2 separate regions of the Homo sapiens genome follow, and region 2 is linked to region 1. The links are chromatin contacts, found by Hi-C or POLR2A ChIA-PET in ENCODE. All regions are on one chromosome and are shown on one strand. Each heading gives the region's core, a stretch centred on a gene start or an enhancer-like site at or near the end of the contact. The rest is flanking DNA. Distances are from core to core; before and after follow the strand shown.

The links. Hi-C counts contacts between places; a loop is a spot of excess contacts on that map. ChIA-PET counts read pairs that join two places held with the same protein, here RNA polymerase II (POLR2A). Pooled maps may share reads with other maps.
Region 2: a loop to region 1 is called in a pooled map, with 2.2 times the contacts of the local background. The contact joins two enhancer-like sites. A Hi-C loop is called at or near these places in 1 of 168 maps with a recorded cell type or tissue (chondrocyte), 9 of 37 single-sample maps with no recorded cell type and 10 of 50 pooled maps. POLR2A ChIA-PET finds 5 or more read pairs at or near these places in 5 of 52 experiments (HepG2, PC-9, Panc1 and 2 more).

Annotation. Positions count from the first base shown.
Region 1 is chr3:99,865,256-99,868,220 of GRCh38, forward strand. The region is part of intron 1 of CMSS1 (cms1 ribosomal small subunit homolog); the gene reads left to right. All of the region lies in intron 4 of FILIP1L (filamin A interacting protein 1 like), which reads right to left. All of the region lies in intron 1 of LOC105374010 (a long non-coding RNA gene), which reads left to right. Among named protein-coding and RNA genes, the nearest start is that of HP09053, 43 kb to the left of the region's middle. RefSeq lists a silencer at 2,890-2,965. Within about 2 kb of position 1,401, at least 3 of the 41 ENCODE cell types and tissues checked have a DNase peak (open chromatin) inside an H3K27ac peak, as active enhancers do.
Region 2 is chr3:100,089,129-100,092,093 of GRCh38, forward strand. The region is part of intron 1 of CMSS1 (cms1 ribosomal small subunit homolog); the gene reads left to right. The region is part of intron 1 of FILIP1L (filamin A interacting protein 1 like); the gene reads right to left. Among named protein-coding and RNA genes, the nearest start is that of FILIP1L, 24 kb to the right of the region's middle. RefSeq lists an enhancer at 1,045-1,545. Within about 2 kb of position 1,408, at least 3 of the 41 ENCODE cell types and tissues checked have a DNase peak (open chromatin) inside an H3K27ac peak, as active enhancers do.

The DNA of each region.
Region 1 (2,965 bases), core at 151-2,650:
CAGGTCCTGGTGAGTAATTGGCAGAGCCAGAATGCCAGTGTAGTTTTTACTCCAAATCCTGTTTCTCACCCCATTACATACATCCACACTTCCTATCTCATATATTATATCTCATGAGCCATCCTCTCCAGTGAATTTGTGTGCTGTAATATTCTGCCTGTCAAAGATCCCAAATCACCACCACTAGCAATTCAGTGTTGTGTCACAGTATTTCCTATAGGTTCATGGCTACTTTGAGCCTTGATCTTGAGACATTAGCAAATATTCTCTTAGTCATTATAATAATATAGCAAGTTTCGTCATTTGGCATAAATTCATAATTATTTTTGGATGGTTTAAAAAATTGTGACTTTGCCAGTAATAACATCTCATGTTCCCCAGAGGTGGTGGGTTTGTCATAAATACCATTTCCATAGAACATTTCAAGGAACCTAAAGTTCTTGGAAAATATTTTTAACAGGCAGCCATTTCTCTGACAGACTTCAAGGGCATAATAATAAATATATATATATATATCCTTAGAAATATGTGTGTATGTATTTTATCTTATTAAGAATATTTATATGTTTTTTTATTGCTCACAATCCATTTATATTTCAATGATCCTTTTGTATTTTAGCAGATTAAAGAATCCAGGAATGGTTCTTTAGAAAATCATTCCAATGTAGCTGTTAAATTTTGTTTTTAACCTCCATTAGTCCCTTTTTTCTCTTCCCAGGTCACAGGTTATTTTCACTTAGATATTGCACGTGGGCATTTTGGAGGATTTAATATGATTCCTTCTCTTAACCTCTACTCTTCGTTGGGCTGCTTTTCTTTCCTTTATTCTCTCCTTTATTCTCTCCTTTGTAGAAAGCATGTATCCTTTTCCAGAACTTATTCTGAGCAAAAAGTTAAAACTTTTTTTAAGCCTGTGTTTTTTTTTTTAAAGGCTTTCCTTTTTTATGTGGCTTTCTTACCTTAATTGTTGTTCAGTTCACCACATTTAATAAAAAGCCAAAGCAGGGGCCAGTCACGTACCAGAATGGATAAGTTCACTGGTTTTCACCTCCTTGTAGTCTGGCTGCCTACACAGAGGCAGTGGCTAAAGTGGTATGCTTGGGAAACCAAACGTTTCCTAACTTGTTAGTGGGAAATTCAAACTTCAGAAATTTAGAAACCACAACAACAGATGCCTATGTTTTACTGTGACTACTGAAGTCACAGTTTGCCATAGAAACAGGATGGATAGCAGCCTGAAGAGTATAAAATGTGAAACATTTTGATCCTTAGAGGACTTTTTTGGGTCCTCGATTTTAGCTGTCATAAATCAGTAAACAAGGAGCAAGGAAAATAGGGAAATTTAATACATTTAAGAGTACTTAGAGGTTCAGGCAGTTAGAGGATGAGGGTTAATGTGTGGCTTGGCTTCCTGCTGAGTAAACAATTAAATCATGAGCCACAGTGAGCATCCTACTTCTACCTTTACCCACTCTTCCTAGTTCCTGAGGATGATTGGTTTATATCTTTTCCATGATTTTTGCAAAGTGAGAGTTTGGGCCATATGCCATCTCTAATTACAGACAGGTGGAAAAGTTTTATTCTGTAATCTGCTGGAACATGAATGACCATTTTTCTTGTGGTCTGTGTTTTGCTTGTCCTCTTGCATGCTTTGTACAAATTAAAATTATTTTGGTTATCTGAGCCTTGTTTAATTTTCCCTTGACTGTAAGTCCAGAGCATTTGGGTTATGTTTTCCTTTTCAGCAACTTCTGAATACTGAGAAGACAGAAAATGCATAAACAGTCTGATCATACTTCCTTTCCTGTAAGTTGGGTTCTTTTAAGATGAACATGTTCTAGAGGATATTAAGCTTGCATAGCAAGGAGTAATTCCATCAAAATATGACAGTGGTCAACAGCATATCTGCTAGAGGTGAGAGCAATGACTGTACCCCACTTCTCTTGGCCCTGGGTCTGCTGCTTATACTGTCCCTGAGCAGGAGTTTCACCCATTTAGTTTATCTATGTGAGAAATGTTCTGTTTGTGGCAGTTAAAGAAATGGCTATAGTATACCTCATGTATGTGCTATTTGAATACCATCCATTTTTGCCCTGACCATATCTTACCTTGTGATTTGAATTTTAAGAGAAGGCAAACTATCTCAGGTTTTAGTAGCTGAAAAAAAGGTTTTTGAAAAAAGCTCTGGCTTCACTATTCATCGCTTTTTAAAGTTTACTAATTCACAGCTAAAAACAAAGAAAGCAGAACCCCAGGTATTAAACAATTGAAAAGCCACATATCTGATGGACAGGAAATGTTGGACCAAAATCTGCTAGTGACTTAACTATCTGACCTTACCTCATCTGCTTGTCACCTTAGCTGCAACATGGGAAGAGCAGTGCAATTTTGTCTCTAAGGTCTACAAAGCCTTTGGCAATCTCAAATCTCAGTTCCACAAAATAAATACTCCCAACAATCTTTAGAGTCCTTTCCTCCCTTCTTTCCTATATAACACTGTATACAAATTCACATGTCAAGAGATTTTATGGCTCATCAAGTCTCAATGGTTCAAAAGAATGGAAAACCGTAATTGGAATTCCATGGGATTCAGATTTATTTGAGTCTGTTGTAGTTCACAAGTTGTAAGTATGCTGTAAAAGCAAATAAGTACTTAAAATGTTATACTAAATTCAAAGTACAATTAAACTGAAAAATTAACACCTAGGCAAAAAGTATTTAGACTGTTAATTTCAAAAGAGACTCTTTATTGTTTGTGGCTAGGATCTGATATAAGCCATTTAGCCCAGGTTGTAAAGATTTGTCTTACAGATTTGTTTTTTGTGGGTGCATGGTAAAACAGGGAGATTCCAAACTAGCTTTTAAGCCTTTTGCAGTCACCAGCTCTCTTCGGTCCTTTACCTGCTCAGGAAGTTGTTTCTTACTTCAGATGAGTAAGACATTTTTAGGAAAGTTCTTGTGGGTT
Region 2 (2,965 bases), core at 158-2,657, 220 kb after region 1:
ATATAATATAGTTAACATGAAGTGTCTAGACATAGCTACTTTGCTAATACATTCCAACGTCTAGCTCTTGTTTTCAGTGGCTTAAAGATATGTAGTAATCTTATTGATCTGCTTTCCAATTTTTCTGGCTGTATTTGCCCTACAGGAAGTATTTTATTATTTAGAGTTCAGTTGCATTTTCTATTACTACACGCATATCCACAAGCAAAACCATCCAGAGAGATTTACTTGGTTTTCCTGTTCTTTCCTACTCAACAATGCTAGCTAATACTCTTCAAAATTAAATATTCTTTGTTTTTACTAACTTTATGCAAGTAATGGATTAACTGAATTTAAAGCCCTAAAGAGTAGATGGAGATGAAGATATGAAGATTTTTCTGCATCCACCTATAAGTCAAAGCCTCATGTCAAGCAAAAAGGATAGGAAGCAGAAACATTTCTAAAACTGAACAATTTAACAGACTAGAACTAAGCATTTCCCATTATGGTTCTTTATATGATATTTGATAACTGAATCACTTTACTGATGTCTTACATTGAGTGAAAAGGTAGTATAATATAAATACAAATTTCATAGGCATTTGTATGAAGTAAGAATTCATTGCTCGTTAATAATCTGGAAAAGAAGACACCCGTGGCTAATTGAGGAAGATTTAGTCAGGCTTTTTAAGTAGAATGTCATATTAGGAACAACTGGATTCTAGTCTCCATTTTTGCCACCTACTAGTTCAGTGACCTGGAGCAAGTCTTGTCTTCCGTTTCCTAGGCTGTGAACTGTAGGAATTGACTCAGATGATCTCTAAGACCTCCTCTAGTACTGAACAAAATTGGAGGGAGGAAATAGTACACTCATCTTCCCTACTCCCCCGCAACTGCAAAGCCAGCTAGCTTTTCTCCTGATAGGAGTGCGTGGAGCCACAGAAAACTTCACTGATGTTTATCTCAAAGCTCATTGCTTCACTGTCTGCAGCTGATCCTTCTGAGCTCCTTCCATGGAGGGCTTGTTCCAAGGGCAGTCCCTCCCTAAACTATGAAGCACTCTATGAATGCCCCTTCTAGTAAGGCCCCAGGCACCTTTGTCCACATGGGTCCATTGTGCAGCTGTTTGCTATTGTTTTCTTCAAGATTCAAATTTAACTGTCCCGATCTTCTGAGTCTTTAAGATAGTCAAGGGAACATTAGCTCACTGAAAATAATTGAAAACACCTTTTGGAAAAGTGCAGCTGGGAATGCAAGCATGGGATTCAATCATGCTGGTCGTGATTTTTCAGGGAAGAGATTATTCCTCTACCTTATAACATTTTCTAAGAAATTTAGAGAAAGCAATTCCACCTCTGATTTTCTGAGTCATAGTCTTTGAGAGCAAAACCAGGCGACAGAGATGCATGACTTGCCCAGGCCCTCCCAGTGGTAGGTTATGAAACTGTTCTGCAATCCCCTGCCTGGGCTCTTTCTCTGCAACACTAGCCTCTGCCTTTCCAAAGCCTTCCTGGTGTTGCAGTCGTGTTCTCTGTAGCATTTCCCATTGCCTTTGACCCTGAGTCACTCCTATCATGAAATAAGGCTGTATTTAATTAGGACACCCAAATGCTCAGGAAAACCTCTCCATCAGAACTGCACAACTTGTCTGATCACCACTGTCCTAGGAGCTCTCTGCAGGTATGCCAGTGCTGACAGGCTGACTGGCCTCAGGAATATGGTATCTCCTATCCTCCCTAGAGCTTGCCTGCTTCATTCCATCCCATGTAGTCTAAAGTATATTTTAAGAAAACTTGAAATGAGTGCAGAGGTTAAACATTTCAAAGTAGCTTGGGATTACAAGTAATTTTAACCCAAGGTCATTTGGAAAATGTCATTCCTGAAACCCTACCTTAGGCCCGGGCACAGTGGCTCACGCCTGTAATCCCAGAACTTTGGGAGGCCGAGGTGGGCGGATCACGAGATCAGGAGATCGAGACCATCCTGGCTAACACGGTGAAACCCCGTCTCTACTAAAAATACAAAAACTTAGCTGGGCATGGTGGCGGGCACCTGTAGTCCCAGCTACTCGGGAGGCTGAGGCAGGAGAATGGCGTGAACCTGGAAGGCGGAACTTGCAGTGAGCCGAGATTGCGCCACTGCACTCCAGACTAGGCGACAGAGCGAGACTCCGTCTCAAAAAAAAAAAAAAAAAAGAAAAAAGAAACCCTGCCTTTAAGGGGTGTGCATGTATGTATGTGTATGTATGTTCACCTTCTTCTTCCAAAACAAAATGTTTTAATAAATGAACTTTGTGGAATTTGATTGGAAAGACTCATGTTTTGTAAGGGAAGAAGAAGTGTAAGAAATTAGGTAACAAGAGCAGCCAGTTTTAAAGATGCATGCTGATAAATGCTTTGCAGCACAAGCCTTCTACCCTGTTCCCAGCCATAAGCATCATAAGTTATTCTGTCACCAAAAGTGTAGCCATGTTCTAACTTACGTGCCTGACTTACATTACAAAAGTATAACTAGCTTCTCAATTTCCCACATAATCTTTTTATCTGCAGCCACTTGAGTATCCCAAATTCCTGTTTCTGCCATCTCTGACAAGAATAAAAATAATGGAAAACTAACCATTTTCTACCAGTATCATTAGTCAGAGTAAAATCCTTTTTCTAGACATATTTCCAATATTTTCCTTAAGACAGGATTATTTGCTCAGCGTCTCCTCTCGTGATTCACAGGTACATTGTTCCGATTCCACGTTGGGCCTGAGTAAATATTAATTGAAACTGTAAAGGCAGTATATAACATGGTGGTTAAGAACTCAGGTTCTAGGGTCAGATTTCTCAGGTTAGAATCTTAACGCTGATCTTTACCAGCTATCTGTCCTAGGGCAAGTTGCTTGATCTCTCTGGACCTTATTTGTGCCACATATGTAAAATGGGGTTGCGGATATTAATATCTATTTCATAGGGCTATTATGAGCAGTGGTCCTTAAAAA